2 separate regions of the Mus musculus genome follow, and region 2 is linked to region 1. The links are chromatin loops, found by intact Hi-C in ENCODE. Cell type or tissue: left cerebral cortex. All regions are shown on one strand.

Region 1 (8,000 bases):
CTGGCATGCACAATCCCCATCACCACCTGGGCTACAAAACAAAAACATCAGCTGAGTATGGTGATGCACACCTTTCATCTTGGCACTCGGGAGGTAAAGGCAAGCTGAGCTCTGTGAGTTCAAGGGCAGCCTGGACTACATAGTGAGCCCCAGGTCAGCCAGGAATATACAGTGAGACCCCTGACTCAAAACAAAAACAAAACAAACAAAAAGCCCCAGCGACTCAGACCTCAGAGCTAAGAAGAGACCTATACCAAATACCAAACAGTCAAATAGCAAAGGGAAAGGCATACATAAGAGCTGGAAGATGAACCCTGGTCAACACGCCTTGCAGATTCCCAGGAAGAGATGCTACTGAGGACGTAGCTCAATGCAAAACCCTCCTCCTTCTCCTTCTGCAGCGGCCTGCTGAGAAGCCTGCAAAGGTACTTCACTGTCAAGACTTAGTTTTCTCAGTTAAGAAAGGAGTGGGGTGAGAACCCTGAGAGCTCGCAGTGAGGTGGCAGCAAGGATGTGCTGTAGCCGGCTCCCTGCACCATGGCAGCCTCTCAGCAAGTGTTTGTTCTCTGTGTGAGGCCTCACACCCTCAGCAAAGAAAGAACCTAGAACACTCTATTCCCTTCCCTCTTAACCTGCAAAAAAGGGCTTCTCTCTACAAGAGGCTTTTTTTCCTGTAAAAAGAATCCTGGATGATACTGTTCCGAAAAAAAAATAACATTTTTTAAAAAAGAAAGTAGCCTCTAGTTCCATTTTTAGAGCATTTTACCAAAATTTAAGGTTCTACCAATGCATATTCATATGTTATTTTTCATGACTGGAAAAAATAATTTAATTTTCTAATCATTTTTAAGTGGCATGGTGGTTTGAAGAAGAATGGGCCCAGAGATTCATAGATTTGGATCTTAGTCACCAGGGAGTGGCACTACTTGAGGAGGATTAGGAGGTGTGGCCTGGTTGGAGTAGATGTGTCACTGGGCGATTGGAAGTTTAAAACTGGCATGGAAATTTCAAGAAGCTCCTGCTATGCTCAGTGCTGCTGTTTCTGCCTGTAGCTCTCAGCTCCTCACCAGCACCATGCCTGCCATGCCTGCCACCACGCTACATGCCATGTTGGTAATGGACTAAGCCTCTGAAACTAGAAGCAAGCCCCCAGCTAAATGTTTTCCTTTATAAGAACTGCCATGGTCGTGGTGACTCTTCACAGCAATAGAGTACTAACTAAGGCAAGTGGATTAAGACAGCTATCAATGTAAGAAAGCCAAGTACACAGTTAATACAAAGTATTCCTCTAGGCCAGGAGTCTGAACCCAGAGCCTGATTCAGTGCACAGCTCAACCCTCCTCAGAGACGCTCCTTGCAGTAGACGGCAGTTAGCACAGAAACACAACTGGTCAGTGTACAGAGCACAGCTGACATCAGAAGGCTCTGCCCCAAATGGAATATCTGTGTTCTATCTCTTCCCTCGAGGCTCAGGGATCTCTGTGGAAGTGCTGTCAGAAAGACTGTAAAAGCCAGAAGTGGGAGGTGACTTCAAGAGAGCAGCGATTTTCAGACACAAGACAAATGTACATATATCAACTCATGAAGATTGTAAGGGCATGCGTAAGACCTACACAAGGTTTGCAGGACAAAAATCCCAGCCATAGGAGAGAGAAAGTGGGCACAAAGTCCCTCCCCTAGCTGAGGAGCTAGCTTCACTCAACTGCAGCTGGGGTGCCAGGGTGGGGGGCAGTATCAGTTTTCTTCAACGAGTGAGACTCCTGGGGAAAGCCTCACACCCAGGAGTAGTCAGCCAACATAAACTAGACAACTAGGCTGAAAGGGGGGAGGAGGAGGGAGGGAGCGAGGGAGAGAGAATACAAGAGTTGGGTAAGAGTTGCAGGAGAGAAATGGATATGATCAAAATAGACTATGTGAAATTCTCAAAGAATAAATGAAACCATTTTTTTTTAAAGTTTGAGACTGAGTATGGTGGTGTATGACTTTAAGCCCAGCACAGGGTAGCATATGGGGACAGCAGACAGATTTCCATGAGTTCCAAGCCACCCTGGTCTACATAGTGAGTTAGAGGACAGTCAATGCTACATAATGAATTCCTGTCTCAAAAACAAAACAGAAGAAAAAAATAATTTGAGATGGTGATGTTAACTACATTGATGTACATAGATTTGATCATTATATAGTGTATATTTATATATGTACTTAATAAAATTGTAGCTCTGAGTTTTCATGAGTGTGTATATGTGTGTGTGTTTGTAAATGTTTCATACGGCGAAGAAACACATATTCATAATCTTAAACTAAAACAAATAATACTCAATATTAAAATCAGGAATAAAGATCTGGAGAGACAGCGAGCCCTGAGCCTAGCCGTGAACCTTCCACTGCACATAACAAAGCTGTCCAAAATCGGACCTTAATAGCAACTCTCCTGGGAAAAAAACAAGAAGCAAACATCCAAAGCTTGGAGTTCTGAACACTGTCCCTTAAGCCCGTCTCCAAAATGGATAGAGGAACTTGCTCAACATACTAAATGCATTCCTTGGGGTAATCGATAATTTAAGATCTTGCATCATCCTTAGCGCTAATGATAATGGATGACATCAGCCTCAAAGTCTCAAATGGCATATGACAAAGGCCTGCCTCACAGAAAGAACACCTCGGCTAAGGAGAACCATCCATGCAGCAAAATCTCCAAGAGCCAGCACTCTAAAGCTGTGAGCACTGCCTACCGGGGTCAGACGAGAGGACAGCCCCGTCTCACTGTGAGCGAGGGTGGCAAGTTTACTGGGCGCCCCACCCTGCCATTTGCAGGGTGTATCCCATCCCCATGGTGATGACCAATCTGGGGTTAATAACTCCATCAGCACAAAGAAGACTAGAAACAGAGTTCTGAAAAGCAGCCATTCCTTTGTATGTTCATTCAGAGTGCTGCTTGGGTGGAGAATTCATGTGCTGGTCAGCGCTATCAACTATAAAATACTTTACTTTTAGGAGAACAGAAGGTCTAGCCCAGACAGACTTGTTCTCTTTTTGGGCACTCAAGTGTCCATCAGACCCTGAAAAACATGCCAGATCCCCACCCCCCCCCAAAAAAAATGGAGCTGAATTCAAGCCTTACAACCAATAGGCTGGCAAAGATACTCACTTGGCAATTTGTGTATCTTTCAAACTTAGGGCGTGGCAAAACTAAGAATGCCCTGTGTGGTGGCTCTAACCAGCCTTCCGGAAGACGAACATATTCATCCTTCACTATGTCACCTCGCCAGGAGGTACATGGTGGCACCCTAGAGCCCAAGAACTCTTCTTAGCAACCCGGTCAAGCCTCTTGGTGACAGTTTCGCAGACTGCTTCATGGCTGCAACATCTTGTCCTTTCTCTATAACCAGCATTCTAGAGGGAAGGCACAGGCTGGCTTCCCTTGAGGCAGAGAGATGTGTGTAACACAGGCTGCTAGCCAGGTCACTGTGCAAATCCTCAGGTGGGAAATATTACCCCAGCTCGGCGAGAACAGCACAAAGGCAGCCTGCATGTCCAAGAAACGTCCCAGACCCTTCTGCTGGCCTCAAAGCTTCTTCTTTATCTAAAGAGGCTGCACTCTCCAGTTAGACTTAAAAATATACTATTAAAAGAAGTTGCTACTTTAAATGTCACAAATACATTTTACTGTAGTGTATTTGAAAAAAAAAAGGAAGAATCCAATTTAGTTCTAAAGAATACAGCTTGCTTTGTCACATCATGCTTTCATCAAGAACAGTGTCTCAACATAGGACAGGGCAACATAAAAGTTGTTGCCAACTATATGTTTCTTTTTCATCCTCTTGCAGCGGAGGCGGGAGAAGTACCCTTTCCTTTCCAAGATCTCTTGTGCCCTCTAGTGGTCTTCTTATGGAAATTAACTTCCATCCTTTACATGGTCCTTTCTAGAACTTTAAAACTGGTGTTTAGAGTCAGTTAACTTCGGATCATTGGAAAATGTGATCTTTTTAAGTGAGGTGGATTTTAAAATTCCAGACGTTCTGAGTGATTAGAAGGGCTTCAAAGCATGCAGCAGGCCATGTAAGTTCCCATCATCCAGACCGCTGGGGTCCATGTGCCAATCTTGACAAAGGCAATCTACAGCTCCTGGAGGACTGTCCACCAAACCATGTCTGGCAGGGGGACTGGTGACAAATTTCCCGGGGCACAAGAAAAGCCCCGGCTAAATGCTGTAATTGTTCTACATTTCCTTTTAAAATGGGCCTGGATCCTCTTAACTTAGAGGTCAAAACATCAAATCCCCAGGAGCTGCTTAGAAGTCAAACTGGAAAAAAGCGTGAGACCATCAAATGTCTCGTAAAACTAACTTCTGGGGCTGGAGGGGTGGCTCAGTGGTTAGGAGTGCTGGCTGCTCTCCCAGAGGACCCGGGTTCAATTCCCAGCAACTACACCATTGCTCACCACCATCTGGAACTCCAGCTCCAGTGGACCCAATGCCTTCTTCTGGTACCAGGTATGCACATGGTGCAGGGACATACATTCAGAACTTTGTCTATTAAAAAGTAACTGCCTCAGGAAATGAAAGGTAGGTCTTTGTTGTTGTTTGGGTTTTTTGGTTTGGTTTCGTTTGGTTGGGTTTGTGTAACAACCCTGGCTTTCATGGAACTTAATTTGTGGGCCAAGCTGGCCTTGAGAAAGGTCGTTTTTAAAAACAAAACAAAACAAAAAAGCTTGTTTTAAATGTTTTCTTTTTGCCTTTTAAAGGTTAAAGTCTTAAATTTGTATTAATACAAATGATACACACTTGTGAGATGTGTGTGATGATTTTGGTACAAGTGTGCAACTGTAACAATCAAATCTGAACACATCTTTATCTCCTAAAACATTTACAGAGCTCCTGATTTCCTCTCTCCTGATAAAGAAAATTTTCATCTATTTGAGTCCACATGATTAACTGTAGTCATCTTTAAATAGGCAGGATGCCAGGCAGGAAACCTCAAGCTACTTCACAACACTACCAGACAGCATATAACCCTTCTCTTGACTTAGTCTTCCTTAAACCCACAAGGACCCGGAAAAGAAACCCCTCTACCACCACCGCTCCAAGGCCAAGCCAGTCTTTCTAAGCCGGGAACATCTCACGTCCACCACCGAAGATTAATTGAGCACACTGTAGTTTTTAAAGGTGTGTCCAGTAGCAGCTTTGCTTTGTTTCCAACATAATGAAAGACAGGGAAGAGTAACTTCCTTAATTAGTGTCTGAGTAGAAGGGCAGATTACAGCATCGTTTTCCACGCGGCTAAATCAAAGAGACAGGAGAAGGGATTACGGTGTTCATTCATTTGGTTCTGAATATGTTGCTAGTTAAATAGCGGAGGGCTAATTACATCCCCAAACCCTTCCCTGGTTTACTGTCTTAAGAACTGTGTTCATCACCATTAATTATCAGTGCAAGTGGCTACTGATGAAACAGATGTCAAATGTGGAGAAAATAAGAGTAATGTGGTGGCTTAAGAGGCGTGCGGCCACGCCTACTCCACCACGCTGTGCAATAATGCCTTTGTGTTTCTAGTGCTCTTAAGGGGGTAGGGTCCACACAAAGTTTCAAGATTTTAGACCCACAAGTTCTAAAACTCCAATCTGTTCATTTTGGATAGGGGGTTTTAAAAACGTTACATTTCTTTTTTTTTTTCTTTAATTTATTTATTTAATACATGTGAGTACACTGTAGCTGTCTTCAGACACTCCAGAAGAGGGAGTCAGATCTCATTACAGATGGTTGTGAGCCACCATGTGGCTGCTGGGATTTGAACTCAGGACCTTTGGAAGAGCAGTCAGTGCTCTTAACCGCCGAGCCATCTCTCCAGCCCTACATTTCTATACCTTCTTCAGGCAAAAGCATTGTCTGTGTCACTGTCTCCACCTGAACTCACTACTGTGCCCTCCTCTTATTGCATATGCCCCCTCCTCGTCTCTTTACACTGGGACAACATCCCCCTTGGGATTTGGTCCTTCGGATTTTCTGTGGTGTGAGCAAACAGAACAGTTAAGCCATCAAAGGCTGATGATCACGACAAGTTATCTAAAGGTTTATTTCTAGCTTTGTGGGCCCCCACTGGAAGGCCATAGCCCATGCTACAAAGTCTTAAGAGAGGAAAATGGGAAAAAAGAAAGAAAGAAAAGGAGAGGATGAGAAGCCAAGGGAGAAATTGAGATGGGATAGGAACTATCGATTGCTGTAATTGAGGGTTAGTACTATCAACTTGACAATATCTCTAGCATCATTGAAAGGTAACTCTCTGGTCACAGCTGTGAGAGACTATCCAGGTTAGGTTAGTCTCTGGACACAGCTGGAGAAGGTTATCTTGATTATATTTATGGAGGTAGGAAGCCCTGCCCACAGTGGGTGGCACCATTCCCTAACTGGGATCCTGGATTGTATAAACCTAGAAAGAGAGCCAGGCAGTAACAGGAGTTCCTGCTGTCTTCTGTTACAGTGTAACCACTGCTTCAAGCCCCTGCTGCCTTACTTTGCCACGCCTGGCTGTAGTCTTCAACTGTGAACTAGAAGGATCTTTTCCCCTTAATTTGCTTTGTCAGGGTATTTTATCACAGCTGCCTAGGAGCCAGGTGCTAGACTGAGGACAGCTTTTGTCTTTTCTCCTGTTTACCTATATCCTCAACAGGAGGGAGGGTACCAGGGAGTATGTCCACAAAGAAATTACCTTACTAAAAGGAATAAAAAATGGATCATTTTGATAGGCTGCTCGTGTGCATGGCACTTTGAGCACTGTATTTATAAACAACTTTTCTAATGGAAAAAAAAATGTCTTGGAGAACATGAGTAAGTCTTACTATTCCTCTGGAAAATGATAATTCATAATATCCAAATGAGTATACTAACTATATGTAAAAAACAAAACAAACAAACAAACAAAAACAAAAACCAAACAACAAGAACTTTGGAGGGCCAGTAAGAAGGCACAGCGAGCAACGATGCTTGCTGACAACCCAGAGTTCAATCCCTGGCAAGATCAAGACTCTGATCTTGGTTCGGATTTTTATCTGAGTTTCACAGTTCTTTGCAAAACTCGAGCCTGAATTCAGGACCTTGCACACAGCAAGCAGGCAGTCTGCCTGCCGGTGCATTTTGCTGTTGTTTGTGCAGGAAGTATTTTGATTGAATCCTTGGATGCTGAACAGATATGGGGTGGGGGTGGGGCGTGAGGGAGGTCAACAGCACTTGCATGTGTACCGAGCTATAAATAATTCTAATCCCTAAATCTGAGAATAATATTAACTAAGAGAAACCACCCTTCAAATAGATAGTAAAAATGGCAGGGAAAAACTGAGAGCTTTAAAAATAAAATTAAGATAAAGTTATAATAACTATTATATTTCCTAAAATATCCTAAAATTTTCATTTATGGGAATTTCTCATTTTAAGAAATAACCAAAACCGCCAATTTGTGAATATGTTATCAATAAAATGTCCTTAAAGAAGGTGACTTCCTGAACAGCTAAGGGTGTCCCTGCCCAGGGGCCTGCCCTTCCTGCCACACATGAAAAAGCAAGCAGCCATACCCTCCTATCTATCGGCCTGGTGACAGCCATTCCAGGGACTTCCTGCCTCCGCACCTTTGCCCACTCTCTCCTTTGGTTGAATTGTGATTCATCCCCCTCCCCGCTCCCCAGACAAATTCAAGGGGTCACCTTGTTTGTGAAGTCTTTTATTTCTTTTAAGTTATTTATTTTTTCAGGGAGGCATGGTAAGATATCAGAAGGTGCATGATCTTCAGAATATAGTTTGATGAGCTTGGACAACTGCACATGTCCCCCACCAATGCACTCTCACGGCCAACTGCCCCCTGCACGATTCCTGCTTGCCCCCTCACAGTCTCACATTCGGTTGGATCATAGGTACCACTAACCTGATTTCTACAGACTAGCTTTATGGGTTGTATACATCGTAAGACTGAGGTAATCAGCACATATATTTTTTTCCCTCTATCTCCCTTCCT
Region 2 (8,000 bases), 460 kb before region 1:
AATATAAAAAGATAGGTTTCATGTATATCAAATAAAATGTATAACTGAGTCATATATTTATGAGCTTTGGGGATATCTTGTATACTAAATGCTAAATGATTAGCTTTTAAATACACTCGGCTCTCAGTAAATCAATTTCTGAATTATTTATGATGTAATAGAAAAATTTCTGTCTTGGACCAGATTTTCCTTTTCTCACTGTGGTCTTTGTATGTGTATCCTTTAGGAAGAGATACTAATGTGTTGATAATGTAATAATGATGATGCTGAGCAAGCAACCAGACATCATTCTGATGCTCTCTGATACACAGCAGCAAAAGGAAGCATTCTTAAATGAAACTAGTTCTTTTTGTGGAATAACCATTCTAAGTCATCAGTGTTTGGCTGCAAGGTTGGCTGTATTTAGAGACTGTGATTTAGTTCTCTCATTTTATTGATTTCTTTAAAGCCTAAAATGGCTTCCTTTAAATGTTTGGGGGAACGCAGCACCTTAAGAACTTAGAAGTGGAAAAAGCTCTTGATGTGCTCTGATATAATGTTACTTTATCTCTCCTGGAAGCTAAGCGAAGCCAGTCTATCAGCAACTGTGTCCACCTCTCTGAGGCTTTGCCTGCTACTAAAAGCGTCCCGCTCCTCCTCCATACCGTGAGCGCTCTCTTACCTGGTCTCTCTTACTCCTCTTGCTCTCACAGGCTGTCAGGTACTGTACTGTTGTCTCATGTGTCCGTCCACACCCCCTGGCTTCTCCCTCCTGCCACCCCCAGTCACACTCAGAAGGTGTCTGTTGCACTTGTGCTAAATTTCAAAAAATATTAATTGTTGTTTTTGTGTAGTTCATGTTTAGTAGCTATTAGGTAGTCAAAAATTCTACAATCCTGCTAGTTATCAGATTCATGGCTGTAATAGAGATTTTAATTAAAAAAAAAACAAAAACAAAAAACACTAACCAGTGCTAATTTTCAAAACATTTGTTCTTAGACTTCACCCAGTTAATTCAACTGGATTAAGTTTATGTGTATTTTTTTCTCTAGCACAGCAATGTGAATAGAGTTAGTAATAATCTATTGTATATCTTGTAATGGCCTGAGTAGGGCATTTTGAATGAGCTTGTCACGTAAATGAGAGGGTAATAGGTACATGAGTTATCCTGCTCCAATGTCACTTCTCCCACATTGTCCATGCATCAAGATGCCACACTGTGTCCTACCACTGTGTGTAATCACTGTTGTGCCAGTTACAAAGGAGGGTGTTGTAATACCAAAAATTAGTTTTCTCATGTTTTGCCTAGTCACTTCTCAAAGGGAATTTATTTTATGTGTTGAATAATTAAATCTACAAAGAGATATTTTTCAGTGATTTTAAGGTGAATTATATCTTAAGAGGGAAATGTTTTCATGTTCCTTTTATGTTCTGAATATAGATATAGATTAAGATGTTTTCAGTACTGGAGATAGTGTGAGTACAGTTTCTATAGCTCAGACACTGTAGCACCATTGTAGTTTGGCAAAATAAAATCAAAGCTGAAGTAAAATACCATGAGGAAAGAAGTTAGTTTTAACTGAGAATGGGGACTATAATGTTGCTTAGAAACTCTCTTTAGTAAACACTGAGTGTGAAAACAGTGAGGCTGCTGGCATCGGAGGGGGACTCTCAGGTGAGTGGCTGCTGAGCAGTAAATGCTTGCGGATCAGCTTGTCCAGGAAAGGCATCTTCTTAGAGGTGATGAATGAGGCATTGGAAAGAATTTGCTAGGTATTTGGCTAATTGACACCAAAAAGAAATCTTTAATGTAAAAAGTTTTATTTCTTTCTCTATTTTATTTCCGTACTGTTACATTTAAGTTTTTTTTACTTGTTTTTCTGGAATATGTTCTCAGAAAAAAAAAATTCTTCCTATTAATATCTCTTCATTTGTAAAAGTTTTGTTCTTATTCAGAGTTATATTTTCATTCACTCAAATTCTTCGTGTGTGTGTGTGTGTGTGTGTGTGTGTGTGTACATGGCACCAGCAGAAATTGAGTGACTTTCTGCAGTGACTCTCAACTAGGAATGATTTGGCAACATCTGGAGACATTTTTGGTTGTCTGGTAGGTAGAAGCCAGAGATCCTACTCAATATCCTCACTGGAAGCAGCCTAGACCAGAAGATGGTCAGACCTAAGGATCTATTGTGCAGATGGGCAAATAGCCCTGTAAAGTGGAGCAGGCTGGAGCAGGTCTGTGTCTCCCTATCTCTGCCATCTTCACTGATTTTATAGCAGGGTGACTTTAAGGACAAACTGCTACTGCCATTTGATGTGACAGGTACAGTAATGAGTGCCTTCTCAGTCTGACTCCAGGTGTGCTTTATTAGTTAGTGTGATACCATTGTCCTTTGTGACTGTCCCGTGAGTAGACTAGGCTGAGAGAAGTGAGTAGCCATTCTACTTGGCTGGTAATTTGCAGCATGGTTTGTGTTCTGATGTACCTCTGAGTGGATGGCGATCTACTGCTAAGCTGCAGCTAAATGATAAGTAAGTCATTTCAGTTCTCCTTCTTGCTGGCTACAAGTTGAGGTTTTTTGTTTTTTGCTTTTCTTTTAGTTTCACTGTGTCAGTGGTTGCTAGTTTTGTTTTTATTATGGCAGAAGTCTTTGTTTTGGTTTCTAATCTGTGTGAGTCAACCCACCAGAATTGTAATAATAGAAGCAATGGTAGTAGATCTGGAGGTGTGGGAAGCAAATGGTGTTTAAATTTGGGGAGAGTCAAAATGACCCACTTCCATTAATATGAGTAGGGAGAAATCTGTGCACCTTGGGAGTAGTTGTGACAGCTGGGGAGTCCCCTCTCTTTTTCTTGAAAACAGTCCCTCCCGCTTGTCTTGCAGTGTTACTTTTTTCTCTGTTGGGACATTTATCAGTCTGTAGCATTTGCATGCTATGCAAGGGTAGATTTTTCTTTTTTCTTTTGGGAATGTTGTAATGGTTATAACTAGCAGATAGACTGTCTTCCTTTATCCCAGTATATGGGACCTAAGGGGAGGCCTTGCTGAGCTGCCTCTCTGTCTTTCCACAAGCTCCATGGAAGTTCTTCCAGTTAGGACCTGGACTAACTTACTCTCAGGAAGCAGGACCTTGTGGACATGGAGAGTGCTAAATGGAAAGCATCTCCTGGGCTTTTGTGAGATCAAGTTGGTATCACCAGTGGTATTTTTTAAACTAGGACCTTACATTCTAATTGTGCTTGTGCATCCTTGCATGAGGGATAAATGGAACATAGAATTTTTGCTTATTTAATAAGATGAAATAAGGAAGTCTGTAATTAAAGAGTGAATGAAAAGTAGACAGACATCTGGAGAAAATAGAAGTTAGCTGCAGAACATACACATTTACTTCAGTCATGCTGACTCTTCTCAGTGGGGGTAAAAGCCACGAATCCTTATGATCATTTTGCTGATGGTTTTAGTGGAGCTTTAGAAAACAGTGGGTTAGGAATGGTGTTGAGAAACTACATCCTCAAGAGACAGGAAAGTTAGTGCTTTTGATCGAGTGTTATTAGACTTCACAGAGGATAAATGAACTGAGTCTGAGGCAGAATTCTGTTCTTCAAAGTGATTTAAACAAAAATTGTGTGACATTTAAAACAGGATGCATCAAATCTAAATTTATTGCACAATTGTTTTGTAACTCAGATGTCATTTTTTTTGTTTGTTTGAAAGGAAATCCTGTGTCTTTACATTTTACATCAGTAGGAAAATCATTTTCATTAGTTAAAAAAAAAAAAGCCACTCAGATGGACACAGTAGAATGGGAGCAGCCTCAGCCCAACATGAACTTTCTTCAACAACATCGTGCCAGCAGAGGGAGCCCGAGACCCATTAGGAAGGAAAAGGTGTTAAACCATCATTCTCCTGTCCCTTGTATAGAGCTCTCGCTGAATACAGTGTAACACACAGCAAGGAATGTGGCTGTTCCTTTCCTTCCGCTTCTCTCGCCCATTCTTCCATTCCTGCCATTTCCAGTTCTTTCTGCAGGCTTGGATTTTCTCCATCTGAGAAGTCCCTCTTAACAGTTTTGCAAAAACAAAGCCTTAAAAGATGTATTAGGCCTGCCTTTTGGGAAGGCAGACAGCTGGTGGTAGCAGGCTCTGTGTCCTCCGTCTGCTGTGCTGAGGACCAGTGGGGACACTCTAATTTGGAAGCCATGGTGCTGTGGCTGTGTTGCATCCCACCAGATGGCGATGTTCTTTATCTTTACAAAGATGCTGCCAGAGTTGGCTCAGTTCTTATTTACTTCTGCTCAGAACTCAGAAACTGGCATCCACCAGTATTTGGCACCAGGCTTCAGAGAAAAGAAAAAAAACCCTCTCTTCCCTCTGTCCACAATTATTTTTGGCCAATTATTTTTCAGGAAGTTTGGAAGCTCTTGGGCTCCCTCTACTGATACAGGAATGACAAATAGAGTAGTATCATTTCACCATCTTGTGATATAGAGTAAGAAGATAACCGGAAGGCCTGGCCCTAGAGTGTAGGGACCTGGGGCTAAATATTCTAGCAGACCTGTGAAAAGAGCCTAGTCTTTGCTTTGTATGGGTAGACTGCAGTGTGTGCATAAGCCTTGTGTGACTTCTATGGAAAAATACTCAAGAGAAGGCAAAGATGACCTGAGAAAGATGAGACTGCCCCTTCATGCCATATTGGCCTGTCTTTTTTCTCAGGTTCCCATTATCATCCATCTTTAAACTATGGTCTAGTTGGAACTTTGATTCATAATGACGACTCACACAAAGCTCATAGTTTTGAGGCCTTGTAATGTACTAGTGTAGTAGAAAATGGAATTTTCATTTGGGTAGAAAAAAGCAGAGCAGCAATCATTTGTGGAAATCTCAGAGTCATCCTGTGTTCACACATCTCCTCGGCTGGAGTGAACCTTTACTGTGGCTTATATGCAGGTGGGAGGACTTCACATGGGGTGAGCATCACCCATTGGCAGTGACTCTCCATTTCAGCTGAGCAACCAGGTGACATAGTCAGTGTAGCTAATACAGACAGAGCTTGGGAGCTCTCTGTTTAAAATGTAGTAAGGCTCTAACTGATTTATTTTTTTCATTTTTGGAAAACATGGTGACATGGGATATGAAGTTGTTTTTTTCTACCTCATCAGTGAGTTTGGAGCTGAGCAGTGGCTTTGCATGCAGGATGTAGAACAAGAGGTATACATGCTTGGGGCAGCATGGGCATGACAGGCAGAGAACAGGGCTGAGATTAGCAGAGGGGAGTGTGGAGCAGGAGGAAGAAGGAAGCAGGTGCCAAGAGGATCAGTGTTGCTGAGGCTACAGAGAGTGGGAACTCCTGCACTGTGAGTAGGGATCGGTATGTGAGGTAGGGGTGACACAGTGCAGGTGAGCACAGAGTTGAGTGATGGTAGACAGTCACACCTTCATTAAAATGAGGGGCCTCTCTGACAGCCATGTAGAAAATAGCAAACAGAAGGAGCCAGTGACTAGTTATCAGACTACTCAAATGACCTAGGCAGAAGGTGATACAATCCTGGGGCTGGGAGTGGAAGGGGAGGGGGTAGGGTTCCATGACTGGTTCTAAAAGATTCAAATGAACTGTGCACTTTAGAAATGGCTACAAGGGGACCCATTCTCCAAGGGAGTAGAGGATGTAAAGTATTAGCAAGGTTATCTAATGTTGAGTGCTCATCTTTGGCTTTCCACTTTATACCATGTAGATGATGTTTGTGCTTAGTGACTAGTTCAGCTTTGTACATTGTAATCTGAGTATTAACTAGCACTTTACTTTGCACATTGTACATTATCTATTAGAAGAGCTGGTCCAGTTGGGATTCCTGTTTCCTTTCATCTTAGTTTAGTGTTGTGCTCTCCTCAAGTATTACTTATTTATCTATGCACTTCCTACACGGCTGAGTCTTTCCTTCCTGCTGGGAGATTTCAAATGACTCAGAGTTATCATTTTCTCTTGCTCCCTTCCTTCACCTGGAAAACAAAAGGTTAACTAGAATTAAGAAAAACTCCCTCACGGCGTGGAGTGTTACTGATAAGGAGCAGGAAGTTGGATGATGTGCACGCAGATCACCTTACGGTCTAGTTTCTAAAGAGAAATCTGAAACTTAGGGTTTGAAATCAGTTAAGTGTGAAATGGTCTGGATAGTCTCCACCCCCAGTCCTGGGTGTTTTGTGTTAATGCTTTCAGAAGTGGAGGAGTTCCAGCAGGCAGAGAGCACCGCCGCAGCCGACTGTGACTATCTTGTGGTAGGACAGCAGCAGGTGCCCCGGAGCAGCAGCACCTCTGACATCACTGAGCGCTTGTACTCAGACTCCTCTCAAGGTATGTATGTGGAAGCTTCGGTTGCTTGCTTAACTGGTGGATTAATTGTGAGGACAGGGTCTCCCTCTTTTTCTGTGGCAGGCCCAAGACTCAGTTTGTTGACTAGGCTGACCTCGAACTTGCAGGTCCCTCCTGTCTCTGCCTCCCAAGTACAGAGACTAATTGTGACTGAGTCCTCAGTTATTAGTACAAAGCCATAGGTTTTGTCTTGGGATGGGGATAAGCAGCAGGTAGTATTGCTTATTACATTTATTCTAAATGAGACAGAGAGAGAGAGAGAGAGAGAGAGAGAGAGAGAAGGGGAGGGAGGGAGGGAGGGAGGGAGGAAGGAAGGAAGGAAGGAAGGAAAGGAAGGAAGGAAGGAAGGAAGGAAGGAAGGAAGGTAGGTAGGTAGGTAGTAGGTGTATGTGTTGCTAGTGTGTATATGTGCGAGTCTGGAGTCCAAAGGTTGACTTGTGTTATCTTTCCTTGATGACTTCCATCGTATTCATTTATTTAGAGGTGAAACGTTTTGCTGATCTTTGAAAGCTTACCAGTGAGCTCTAAAGAAGCTCTTGTCTCTGCCCTGCCCCAGGTTACAGCCCCATGTTGCCTCATCCTGCTTTTTCCACGACTTCTGGGGATCAGAGCTCTGGTCCTCATGCTTGCACAGCTGGCCCTTTACCTTTGAGCCGTCTCCCCAGTGCAGGTATTTACCTTTTGATTTGACCTTAAGAATGTGACTTCTGGAAGTGAAACTGGGTTGCTATTCAATAGCCTGGGATCTAGAGAGGAGTCGGAAGTGACTGGAATAGGAGGGATAGAGAGTTCCCAGAGGAAAGACACTAAGTAAGGCCTGAGGCAGAAAGAAAGCATGAGAGGCAGGGGGTCCGGGCTATGGGAAGAGCTGGAGGGGTTGGAATGGGAACGAAAGCTGGTCAGCTGTGTGCAGGGTTATTAGCTGCTCACAGACCCCACTGAGGTGGGAAGGCGCCCTTTTAGAGCACACTCTAAAAGGTTTCTCTAGCTTTCTGCGGCAACAGGGTGTGGAAGGTGAGGAGACAGTCAGTCGTTACTGAAGCTGCAGACAGTGCTAGTGTATCTTACAGTGAAAAAACAAATCTCAGTGGGCACAGTGTCTGTGAATGCGCCAGCCATTCCACTCTAGTCCCATGAGTCAGTCAGAAAACAGCCTGTCTTGTTTGTCACCGGTTCTCCTGTGTCTTCTGATAGTAGAGTTAGCAGATGAGGGGGGAAAACTTTCCTTAGAAACTCCCCTGAAATAAGATATTGTAACAAAGATAAAGATGAGAAAATATGTTATCTGAAAACTTTCTGTTCTTTCAAGTGTTTTGTGTTGATCATTAGGAACATGAATATATATGTTGTGGTAGAATACTTGCCTAGTATACAGGAAGCCCTGAGTTTAATTTTGGACTATCAGGAGAAACAAACAATGAAAAAAAGTTGCCTTAAATATTTGGGAGAATGCACCAGTTTCTTGGGGCTTTCCTCTAAGACAAAATTTTAATCCTTTAAAGTTTTAACAAAGTTTACCTGAGAGAAGAGAAGCTCCAGTGGTCTAGTGTGCAGGGCAGTGTGCTTCCTTCCCGAAGAGCTCACACAGCATTGCTTGCTTGTCTAAGGGATTCCATTGGCCCAGGCTGGCCCTGAACTTGCAGCCGATTCCCCA

Evidence for each region. Peaks named below come from ENCODE experiments on the same cell type or tissue, not always from the same donor. Only the 100,000 strongest peaks of a DNase experiment are listed, where the experiment ranks them.
Region 2: a loop joins it to region 1, with 11 times the contacts of the local background. A loop is called at or near these places in 35 of 42 quality-filtered maps.

What each region holds. Positions count from the first base shown.
Region 1 is chr2:145,953,508-145,961,507 of GRCm38, reverse strand. All of the region lies in intron 6 of Cfap61 (cilia and flagella associated protein 61), which reads right to left. Among named protein-coding and RNA genes, the nearest start is that of Cfap61, 23 kb to the right of the region's middle. In left cerebral cortex, a CTCF peak has its summit at 3,877 (motif pointing left); a DNase peak (open chromatin) is centred at 3,844.
Region 2 is chr2:146,411,062-146,419,061 of GRCm38, reverse strand. Ralgapa2 (Ral GTPase activating protein, alpha subunit 2 (catalytic)) reads left to right here. Exons shown (of 41, transcript NM_001033348.3): 17 at 6,194-6,328; 18 at 6,903-7,016. Among named protein-coding and RNA genes, the nearest start is that of Ralgapa2, 97 kb to the left of the region's middle. In left cerebral cortex, CTCF peaks have their summits at 3,833 (motif pointing right) and 4,398 (motif pointing left); DNase peaks (open chromatin) are centred at 3,859 and 4,197; H3K27ac peaks cover 270 bases.